2 separate regions of the Homo sapiens genome follow, and region 1 is linked to region 2. Evidence: chromatin contacts called from ENCODE Hi-C data. All regions are on one chromosome and are shown on one strand. Each heading gives the region's core, a stretch centred on a gene start or an enhancer-like site at or near the end of the contact. The rest is flanking DNA. Distances are from core to core; before and after follow the strand shown.

Region 1 (2,700 bases), core at 28-2,527, 390 kb before region 2:
AGTAAATTTGTTTTAAAATATATATCCTTGAGAATGTCCTAAGTCTCACTCCTCTTTTGCCCTTGATGACTGAACTTGTTTCCCATGTCTCTAGTACTGTCAGTCCCGCAATCAATTCTTCAAACTAGACAGAGACAGTTTTCTAAAATGTGAACCCAACTGAGACACTCCCATTTTTATAGCATTTAGTGGCTCTCCATTGCCTTTTAGGTAAAGACTAAACTCTTCAATATGGTTTTCAAGGTTTTGCAGGATCTACTATCTACTTATCTCTCTAGCCTCATTTCTCACACACCTGCCCTCACATTCTCCATTCCAACAACATGAATTTCCAGTTCTATGGTCTCACACTTCCTTCGGGTTGTTACAGTTGCTTCTGATGAGAATATTTTTCACCCTTTATCTGGCTAGGTCATCCTTCAGACCTCAGCTTATATAGTAATCACTCAGGTAATCTTTCCATGCTCCCACCAGTACTCAGACCATGCTATACTTGGCCTAGCACAACATTTTTCACATGGTATTAAAATTAATTTGTCTATATCCTCTCTTCCCATTCCGAAGACCATATGCTAAGATCAGGAAGCTTATCTATCTTGTTCACCACTTGTATTCTTGACATCTAGCAGAGTGTCTATTACTTCATTTGGCAAGAAATTTTCTCAGTAACATCTCATGCTTCAAAAGGGACAAAACCTTCCAAAGCATCTACATAATAAATTTTTTAAAGAAACAAACTAAAACACTTATGTTAAATGTTTGATGAATTCTGTTAATTTAAAATCTCCTTTGTTAGTTTAACAGTTAGCTGTCTATAAAAAGTATCTGCCAGAAGCAAAGCTATTATTACAACAGCCTCCACATCCCCAGTTCTGTAACACTATTAACCCCCCTTAAGTGGCCTCTCTGCTTCTCCACAATTATCTTGAGTTTTATAAAACTGATTATCTTCCAACATTCTACTTATCAATATTCTATTGTTAGAAGGCAGGGTCAGCATTTTCTAAACTCTCTATTGGTACTTCTAAACAACCAGTTCTCAAACCTTAATTTCAGTAGGAATCACCTGAGGATCCTGTTAAAAATGCAGATTGCTCTTAGCTGTGTGGTGATTCTCACTGAGTTGGAATGTGAAGCCCAGAAATCCGAATTTCAAAACAAGGAAATCAGGTGATTCTGATGCAGGCGATCCTTAGTCTATTTTGAGGAACTGTTGTAGAGAACTGCTTTCCATTCTTGTGCAACTCTGCCCCTACCCAACCCCCCCGTTTCCTGTGTGTCACCTTCCTCACTGCCCTCGTCCCCACCTCAACATTGTCATCTACCTTCTTTCCAGTCAATTTCAAATATTTATTGAAGACTTTGGCACATCTAGGGCTTCTGCTTTATCCCTAACTCTCACCATTAAACTGGGTGTTTCTAACCTTTTGCATGTTGGTGGGCACATTTTCAGGAAATGATTATAGATGTTCAGTTAGCAATTCCTTCCAAGCTGATATATTCGCTGTCTAGGCTGAAAGTTTTCACCGATCATTAAAAATACAGTCCACTAATGTTATGGTAGGTAGTAAGTTGCTATATTTTAAAATATAAATTGTAAAACACTTAAAATCTGTTCCATGAGCCTGCCTACCTATGCTGATGCAGAATGACAGGGGATAGTAATAATGATATGTAAAGGTATGTGATTTTATTTTCCCTCCGTATACTTGCAGAAATGCGTAAAATTGGTAATCTGGATCAGGTTTGGGAATCTGTAGTTGGACAACATGCCAAAAAAGTGTCAGGGCAGATAAAAGACATTTTAGACTTAGTATAACCCAATCTACACCTTAGTCTCAGATTTCATTAACATCTTCATTTCTAATGCCTTTCATCTTTCATACCCCATATTCCACTCAGGCAACCTAAACTCAAATTGCCACTCTTAGACCTTGTCATCACTTCGGAAGCAACACTTCTAGATTCTCACTTTAAATAAGTTTAATAACTCACTTTATGATCACAATATCCTCCTGTATCTTATTCCATCTAATCAAGAGAGTAAATCTAACATTTTTATTGATTTTTTTCCATTTACCACCATACACACACACACCTGCCTGCCACAGACACACAATTTCAATCTTCTTTTCTCCCTCTCTCCCATTCATTCAACAATATTTAACAAGAACTTACAAGTACCTTTTGGTGGTTCACTGCCTACCCTCTTGGCCTCACCCACTTAGTCTAGATTCTAAGTAGTTCAAAAGCTTGAATCATGTACCAACTTGCATCAAAGAAATACTGAATTCATTCACATACTATCACTGTGGAAATATTTATATGTATCTACATTCAAAATAATTCCTTCAAAAAATTTAAAAACGACATATTCCTAATAGCTTTTGTTTATAAATAACGACACACTCTCAGATTATAATTTAAGACAGATAAGCCTTCAACCTTTCATTATGAATTGTATTTTCAACAAAATTCCTCCAAGAAATAAAAAAAAACATATTACTAATAGCTTTTGTTTATAAATAAGGGCACACTCTCAGATTATAATTAAGACAGATAAGCCTTCAACCTTTCATTATGAATTGTATTTTCAACAGGACTCTCAATCCAGAATTAATTTAATGTATGTGTATATTAAAAATATACTTAAAATTTTAATTTGTAGTAATAGTATTAAAAGTATAGCCTATAGCTGAA
Region 2 (2,756 bases), core at 21-2,520:
AGTTGTATAACAAAGCAGTGTTAAAGGAAACGACAGTATTCAAGGACCTTGCTGTTTGTGTTTTGCTTCAAGTTGCTGTTTCCAAGACCTATCGATGGTATTAAGTGAGGACTTACTGAAGTTTGCAGTTTGAGTCCATACGAGCCCATTAGAATCATACAACATGAAAACCAAATGGTCCTTTGAAAGATTGCGACAAAATCTGGTTGCTATAACTTGCTATTTACAATGTGTATTTTCAACTAAAAATTATTAGATATGCAAATAAAGTGGAAATATGACTCATTTTCAGGTAAAGAAAATCATTCAATAGAAATTAACCCCAAGTATAGCCAGATATTGGATTTAGCAAGCAAGGACTTTAAAATAGCCCTAAATATAATCAGAAGAATTTAAGGAGTCCTATGTTCAAAGGATTAAAGAAAAATACAGTCACCCCTCTGTTTCCATGTTTCTGCATTTGCAGATTCAACCAACCGTGGATCAAAAATAGTTGGGAAAAAACATAATAAAATTTACAGTACAGCAATAAAAAATAATGCCAATAAAAAACAATAAAGTCTTGTTCAGTGAATAGATAGGAGATCAAAACAGAGAAACAGATACTGTAAAGAAGAAGCAAAAGAGAATTTTAGGGTTGAGATCAGTAACTGGAATGAAATTTTTATATTATATTTTATTTTATTTTATTTTGTGGTGGAGTCTTGCTCCGTCGCCCAGGCTGGAGTGCAGTGGTGCGATCTCGGCTCACCACAACCTCCGCCTCCTGAGTAGCTGGGATTACAGACATGCACCAACATGTCTGGCTAATTTTTGTATTTTTAGTAGAGACAGGGTCTCACCATGTTGGCCAGGCTGGTCTTGAACTCCCTCCCGACCTCAGGTGATCTGCCTACCTTGGCCTCCCAAAGTACTTTGATTACAGGCGTGAGCCACTGTGCTCGGCCAAGCAAAACAGTTGTTTGGAGATGGCAAAAGAATCAGTTAAAGATAGATTAATAAAAGTCATCTATTTGAAAGAGAAAGAATGGAGAAAAATAAGCAGAGTTTGAGAGACCTTTGGGGTAATACAATGTTTGAACATGCATCTAAATGGAGTCTCAGATGGGGAATAAATAATGGCTGAAAACCCCCACAACTTTGGTGGAAAGTATCAATTTACATATCCAGGAAGCTCAGCAAACTTCAAGCAGGATAAACACACACAAAAAAACAGATGTTAGCACATAAGTGGTCAAATTGCTCAATACCAGAGAATTTCTTGAAAGTAGCCAGAAATATCTTACCAGAAACAATGGCGACCTCTAGCCATGGATATGGTATATTCAGCTGAAAGGCAAAAAGCTATCAAATAAGAATTCTGTGTTCAGCTAGAAGTGAAGGTAAAATAAATACATGTTCAGATAAACCAAAACTGGGAAATTTTCACCAGCCAGCCACCATTGCAAGCATTTCTAAAGGAATCAATTTCAAGGGAAATGGCACCAGATGGCAAGTACCATCTACAGGAGGAAATCAACATCAAAACTAGTAAATACATAATTTACTCTAATTTTTATAAACTATATTTTTCCTTATTTTAAAAACAAGTACCTGTGACTTGAAGCAAAAATTATGATGCTGTATTGTTGGGTTTATAATGGAGTTTGGGAATTTACATATTGTACAATTTTTAATATGTAATGACATACAAATTAACGTGTTAATAGTCTTCTAACTTATGAACATGGTATATCTCATTAAGGTTATTGTTTAATTTTAGTAATGTATAATAGGTTTCTAAAAAACTTAAAAATGTGGTAAAATATGTACAAAATAAAATTTGCCATTTTAGCTGTACAATTTGGTGGCACAGTTGCATTCACAGTGTTGTTCGTTCATTACTACTTTTTCCAGAACTTTTCTATCATTCCAAACAGAAACTCTGTACCTACTAAGCAGTAATTTCCCATTTCCCTTCCCCGAGTCTCTGGCAGTGTCTAATCTACTTTCTGTCTTTATGAATTTGGCTATTCTGTATTTCATATATAGTAGTCCCCCTTATCCACAGTTTTGCTTTCCACAATTTTGGTTATCTGTGGTCATCCATGGTCTGAAAATAGGTGATTATAGCACAATAAGATGTTTTGAGAGACCACATTCATATAACTTTATTACAGTATAATTGTTCTTTTTTATTATTGTTGTTGTTAATCTTTTACTTTGCCCAATTTACAGATTAAACTAATAAGTATATATGTATAGGAAAAGACATAGTATATATAGAGTTTGGTTCTATCTGTGGTTTCAAGCATCCACTGGGGGGTCTGGAACATATGCTCTGTGGATAAGTGGGGGACTAGTGTACTTCCTGCCCTACCCCTTGGTTTGGAGTCGCTGCTGTATGAATATAAGGGCAGTCTGCCTGTGATGTGACTCTCCATTGATCACCTGGGTGTATGAATTAATTGCTGTCTATAAAGAGTCTTGGAATGACTATTGAGTTTGCTCTGTGTATGTATACATACAACAGTATGGCTACTGTTGTAGCTGATTTGGCTATGATACTGTAGTATCTTATTTGCTCCAAAGAGATGGAGTAGTGATGAAATCTGGTTTACTAGGTGGAAGCTAGTGTAAAAATGGGTACTCTGTTTTATTGAATTAGCTTGATTGGAAAAAGTGAAGTGCTGATGGTTTTGAAAATATGATGATAATGATGTCATCCTTCTGGTTTAAATATTTTGTAGCACTTGTGGTAGATTGAATGCTGGTGT

Evidence for each region. Hi-C counts contacts between places; a loop is a spot of excess contacts on that map. Pooled maps may share reads with other maps.
Region 1: a map of PC-9 shows a loop between it and region 2 (2.2-fold over the local background). The contact joins two enhancer-like sites. A Hi-C loop is called at or near these places in 1 of 168 maps with a recorded cell type or tissue (PC-9), 3 of 37 single-sample maps with no recorded cell type and 3 of 50 pooled maps.

Annotation. Positions count from the first base shown.
Region 1 is chr4:152,849,073-152,851,772 of GRCh38, reverse strand. All of the region lies in intron 2 of ARFIP1 (ARF interacting protein 1), which reads right to left. Among named protein-coding and RNA genes, the nearest start is that of ARFIP1, 70 kb to the right of the region's middle. RefSeq lists enhancers at 517-1,175, 1,062-1,356. Within about 2 kb of position 1,277, at least 11 of the 41 ENCODE cell types and tissues checked have a DNase peak (open chromatin) inside an H3K27ac peak, as active enhancers do.
Region 2 is chr4:152,459,190-152,461,945 of GRCh38, reverse strand. The region is part of intron 2 of FBXW7 (F-box and WD repeat domain containing 7); the gene reads left to right. Among named protein-coding and RNA genes, the nearest start is that of MIR3140, 29 kb to the left of the region's middle. Within about 2 kb of position 1,270, at least 2 of the 41 ENCODE cell types and tissues checked have a DNase peak (open chromatin) inside an H3K27ac peak, as active enhancers do.